2 separate regions of the Homo sapiens genome follow, and region 2 is linked to region 1. A link is an interaction called in ENCODE POLR2A ChIA-PET data of the cell type or tissue named here. Cell type or tissue: A673. All regions are shown on one strand. Each heading gives the region's core, and the rest is flanking DNA. Links, peaks and the distances in the headings are about the cores only.

Region 1 (2,916 bases), core at 302-2,801:
GGGAGTGAGCTATACTGTTTACTGGGGGAAGAACATTCTAGGCCGAGTGAAGTTCCTGGGGCAGGAACTTGCTGGACATGTTTGAGCAACATCAAGGGGGTCAGTGTGGTTGGGGTGGGCAGAACAGAGGAGAAAATCGGTCAAGGAGTTATTGGAGTCAAGAGAGGCAAGTGAGGGAAAGAAGGGGCTAGTGGCAGTGGTGGTGTAGGGTGGGCATGGGGAGGGTTATGAGAAGCAACAGCTTTTCCTTCTGCCCTATGAGGAGCAGGAGAGGGACAGCTTCGAGAGGAGGGAGACTGTTTTCTGTAGCCGAAAACAGTCTTGCAGCTCTTGACTGGGTCTTTGGCCTCTTGTAGACCCAGGTGCAATGCAGAATTGCCTCCATTTCCCCTCTAGACTCCTACCAGCTGCTCCCCTGTCCTGGCCACAAGAAAGTCCTGCCCTAAGGGCACTGCTGGTCTGGAATGGCATCTTCCTTGTCCTCAGGTTTCTGCTGCCCTCTCTGCCTGCCCCTCACACCTTAGGGAATACTGACTCCATGGTCAGGCTCCTGAAGTGCTAACTGTGGACTGGCCAGTCTTGGAGCTCCTGTTTTCCAGCCCCTTCCCTCCATGTTCCTGAGGTCCAGCCTCCAGGCACAACCTGCCCCAAGAACAATGCAGGAGAGACCCAGGGCCTGGAGCGGCTGGCCGTGTAGGGACAAGGTGGCAAAAAAGGAAAGAGATTGGGAAGATTGTGGGTTCAGTGGGCACAGGGGGGCTGGGCAGAGGTCTCCTACCCAGCAGGAGTCTAGGACTGTGGATCAGAGGTGGTGCCAGGGCAGGTGATGTCTGGGCTGGGAGCGTGTGGACTGGATTTATTTGTCCAATGCCACACCCCACCCCAGAGCTCTAAGTGCTCAGCATCATAAATAAAACTCACCTAATAAATCTCCCCTGTAAATTTTCTGCGTAGAATTTCATTACTTGTCTTGTTTCCAGTCATTAGGTTTTAGTCCAATTCGGAGTTGTCCCGATGGCTGTGTAAATCATGCCTGCACCCTGGAGAGCGTGAACTGCAGGGAGAAATCACGCCTGGGCCTGCAGGGGTGACAGCTCAAGCCTGAACAGCTGGACCCTGTGGGGAGTCGGCTGCTTGCACTGAGCTCCTCCTATTCTCCTTGCCCTGGATGGGGAAGGAACTATCATTAACTGAGCACCTAACGAGTGCCAGGAACTTTATAAACATCATCCTGAATCCTCACACCAGCCCCACAAACTAGGAATTACTATCACCATCTTAAAGAATGGAACTGAGGCTGGAAGAAGGGAGGTCATTTGCCTGAAGTTACACAGCTCAGCTGGTTTGTATCTGACACAGTCTGGCTTTGAGCTTAGGTTTATCTGGCTCCTACTGCATCTACTGCCTCCTAGTGTCATAGTTAGAAGAGACTGTAGAGAACTTAGCACAGTGCCACCCCTTCCACAAGCATTCCTTGGTTACTAGCTAGAGTCAACCCCTCTGTTGTCTGTTTCCTGTACTGACTTTGAACCACTTAGGAGGCTTTGCTCACACCCAGTGGCCTTCCATGACTCTCTACCTGCTGTGCTTTCTGATACATGGCTCCTTGGGCTTTTGCACACTCATAGCTATGCATCTAGTTCCAGGACTATTGAGTTCTTGTTTTTCTTCTTTTCTAAACCATAAGCTCCGTGAGGGTAGCGGCTACACCTGCTTGATTCGCCCGTGTATTTCCAGGATCTAGTATAGTATACAGCACATAAAGGTGATGGATAAATTTTTTATCGAGTGACTGGATGGAATAATGAATGAATGAATGTAGTCACACCAGGGAGGAGAAGGAGGAGATGTCAATATGGCCACACCTCCTCTGTGCAGGTCAGTTACATTCCCAAAGCCCAGTGGAGGTCTGAGTGGGTAGGGAGGATTCTGGAACCTCATGTCCAGGCCCCAACTCAGTGCCAATCTTAGCTTTCACCTCAACATCAAATTTTAGCCCTTGACCCAACTCAAACTCCAAACTTAGCCTCAACTCCTAATCCATTTCCAACTCTGATCTCAGCCTCAAGTCCAAACTCAACACCTGACCCCACCTCAGCTCCAACCTAATCACAGCCTTCACCTCAGCTATAGCCCCACCCCTATTTCCATTTCAAAATCAGCTTCTATCTCAGCCACAACTTAAATACAGATCCAACTTCCACCTTAGCCCCCATTCCAGACCTCAACCCCAGCATCACTAGTCAAAAGCAGTAGCTCCTCCTCACCTGTGAGCAGGGAGCAGCCATGGTCCTCAGATGTTGACTGTCCCATAAGCCTGTCATCCTTTCCCCCACCTGCCTTACAGCTTGGAGAGGGGAGGAGTCCTGCTGGCCTCTTGTGAGAACTCAGTAATATTTTTCCACACCCGTCTCATGGTTACAGTTCACAAACCACACACATGTCCATCAGCCCACCAGGTAGATCCCCTAACCGCTCAGGGAGAGGTCTGCATTTCTTTATGTTACACTGGCAGAAATGGAGGTTATTAAATGCTTTGGCTGGTTTGTGATAAAGGGGGTGCTCTAAGCCAGCTTTTCTAAGTTTCATGCTGTCCCTAGTCTCCCTGACCTGGGTAGAAGATGAGAGGGGCCCTTGGTTCTGTGTGTGTGGGTGTAACAGCAGGGACCCCTTACCCCCAGCCCTCAGCACCCTTGGGTGGTCTCCACTAAGGGCTATGACAGAAACATTCTGAATGTTTCCCACCCTGAGCTCAGGAGAGCTTGTATCAAGAGAGAGGCGAGTGATACAGGACTAGTGAAGTGTGTGGTGGATTTGAGGAGTGTTTGGTTAGGGGCCTGGCAGCAAACAGAATCTACTCCTAATGGTTTCTATGCAGCGACTGTGATGAATGGGCTACCTACAAAGGCCTGGGTG
Region 2 (2,916 bases), core at 417-2,916, 770 kb after region 1:
AGGACAAGCCCTGTTTTGCCACTAATTAGATCTATGATGAGGCTGGCCACCCTTAGTGTACCCTCAACAGTGCCAGTTCACACCTGCTGCTCAGGCATCCTTACTAATGGCATCCCTTCCACTCTCAACAGTATCTGGAATTTAAGTTATACAGTCTTCCTAGCTACAGCCTCAACAAGGCTCCTTATCCCTCTGCACCTGTTTCCAAAATCTGAAAAAGAAGACAGGATTAGATAGTTTCACAAGAGTTTTTTCAAGCTGTTTCTGTGATTTCCATTTCAGAATTAAAACAGCTTCTAAAGTAGTCCAATTACAAAATTTAAAGATCTTTCAATCTGTCTTCCTCCCACTGATAAACTAATGTCTATTTTTCTCTGATTAGTTTAGACCCAACCTGTTTGTATAGACAAACAATTATTTAACTGACATTTAAGAGTGAGTCAATGAGTATGTCAGCAACTGGAGGAAACAGAAAACAAGCTGGAATCGGTACAATTGTTTAAGTGTGTTTTACTTCACTCATCTCCTCACTCCTTCTTAGGTTGGATTAACACATTAATGATGCCAGGACCAGGATACTCCCCACCATGTGTGAGATTTGTGTATATGAAACACCCAACCAAAAACATTTTCACCTGAGCTTAGATTTACTACCCTAGAGCAGAAATGGGCCAGGGGAGATACCTAGACACAAGGCCATGAAATTCCCACATCGGGATAGAACCTGAAGCTCTGACACATAAGAAACATTAACCACAGGAAGCAGCAAAAGAAAAAGAAATGGATGAGAAAACGGCAAAGTGGGACAACCCAACGTTCCGCCACCACCCTCCATACCTCAGGCAAGGAGAAACGCTGATTTTGGAGTAAATACATTTATTGATACCCATTTCATATATAGTTCAATGAAATAATCTATAAATATAAAAAGCATTTTTCTTTTGGATATCACCATGGTCCATGTAAATACTCAAGTCAGAATCACCTGCAGGAAGCACTCCAAGTCACACTGTTAGCTTTACAGACCTGAATATACATATTGCATTAAACAGTGGCACTTATGTACTCAAGTGGTCCAGTGGCTTTGGAATATATGTCTACTGGGCATGTGGAATAGAAATAATGTGTTAGGTTTAAATCAATGGAAAGGGTATCAACCATCAACAAAAGCAACAATTATGAATTCATATCCTAGGCAAAGAAAGTACCACAGTTGACACTTGGTGTCAGAATACTAGAGACAAAGTATGTAAAACAATGCCTGTTGCAGCACCACGTGCTCACTCCAACTCCCAGTGGACAGTCCCCCAATGCCTTAGGGTCACTCGTGGTCAACCAAATGCAATCAAGAAGCTCGATAGCTTAGAATAAAAGGTCTGTAGAGGCTGATATCAAGATTAAAGTAAGCTAAACATTTCAGTGACACAATGAGTTTCTCCCCTAGAAGGGGACTGTGGGAAAACTTTTAATTCCCTTTGTTACACTGAGCATGATCATTTATCTAATGCAGAAGAAAGAACCCAGACATCTGGTACTCAGAACATAGGTGCAAAAATTTTCTTCCATTTCAAAGTTTTTTCAATACTTCCGAGGGAACTAATGCAACCACCGTTGAGCCTTGCTCTCCACCTGATGCAGCATAAAATTTTCTCTCATTTCTTCAATATAGGAATGTCTTGCTGCAGACTATGTGTCTTCCGAGTTAGCAAGCAAATGCATTTAAAAGGTCTTAGTTGTGCAATGTCCAAAACTGAAATCTGAGAGGCAGTGTTAGAACTTAAGCAAGGCAGAATTTTTAGAGTCTACTCAAATGAAAGCCTAAGTGAAGCATATAAAAATTCAGTCTTTTCTATTATTTTCAACTGGAATTGATGGCAACATTCCCTGGTAAGGATGGGTAACTGGTGTTATCTCCAGGTCCAAAATATCCCAACTACTTAAAGGGGACCCAAAAGAGGAGAAACACACACTTGAGTTCTGTGGTCTCCAGAATTTTTTTTTTTTTTTTTTGCCATTTTCAAAAAAGATATAGTAGCTTCAGTTGTACACCACCAGTTGAAGGGGTTTTCATCCAAATGAGAAACTCTACCCCTTGTCTCTAGTGGAACAGGCACCAGATTCCCACAAGCAGCAGCTCCCATGTCCTGTAGCACGTGGCATCCGACCCTGGAGTGAAGAGTAAGCTGGCACAGAGCCCCGACGCTGGGATTCAGACTAGATGGCGTTTCGTGGCGTGCCATTGTGTGTCAGCGCTTTCAGACTGGAGGCACTAGTCTGGTGACCACAGCTCCTGTGAGAAGTCACACCCACCTCAAAAACCTCATGAATAGCTTTTCGGAAACAGTGGAAGTTGTAGTCTATTAAACCTGCAGGAAGGAAAAAGAAAAGAATGCCTCCTGAATTGTCAATTGTGAAATTTTATATTTGGGTTTGCAGCCAAAAATAACTCGGATAAACACTGGTTGGAAATTCTTAAGCCTCCAAACTAGATAGCAACTTCTTCAATCGTAAGAACAGCTGGTCATCGGTCAGGTGCAGTGGCTCACGCCTGTAACCCCAGCACTTTGGGAGGCCGAGGCGGGCAGATCACAAGGTCAGGAGATCAAGACCATCCTGGCTAACACGGTGAAACCCCGTCTCTACTAAAAATACAAAAAAAATTAGCCGGGCATGGTGGCGGGCACCTGTAGTACCAGCTACTCAGGAGGCTGAGGCAAGAGAATGGCGTGAACCTGGGAGGCAAAGCTTGCAGTGAGCCAAGATTGCACCATTGCATTCCAGCCTGGGTGACAGAGCGAGACTCCAACTCAAAAAAAAAAAAAAAAAAAGAACAGCTGGTCATCATATATATCCACCATCATAACGTTCTGCTAGAAAACAAATGCGATTGCAATTAGACCATCACCTTGGCCAAAT

What was found. Peaks named below come from ENCODE experiments on the same cell type or tissue, not always from the same donor. Only the 100,000 strongest peaks of a DNase experiment are listed, where the experiment ranks them.
Region 2: POLR2A ChIA-PET joins it to region 1 with 6 read pairs; 2 of 35 experiments call an interaction of 5 or more read pairs at or near these places.

The regions. Positions count from the first base shown.
Region 1 is chr1:38,070,649-38,073,564 of GRCh38, forward strand. All of the region lies in intron 1 of MIR3659HG (MIR3659 host gene), which reads left to right. Among named protein-coding and RNA genes, the nearest start is that of MIR3659, 17 kb to the right of the region's middle. RefSeq lists an enhancer at 689-1,188. In A673, for the core only: CTCF peaks have their summits at 1,417 (motif pointing left), 1,616 and 2,570; DNase peaks (open chromatin) are centred at 1,113 and 1,383; H3K27ac peaks cover 2,500 bases.
Region 2 is chr1:38,837,339-38,840,254 of GRCh38, forward strand. It overlaps RRAGC (Ras related GTP binding C), which reads right to left. Exons shown (of 7, transcript NM_022157.4): 7 at 860-2,366. The coding sequence ends at 2,215. Among named protein-coding and RNA genes, the nearest start is that of RRAGC, 21 kb to the right of the region's middle. In A673, for the core only: no CTCF peak of the experiment used is centred there; no DNase peak of the experiment used is centred there.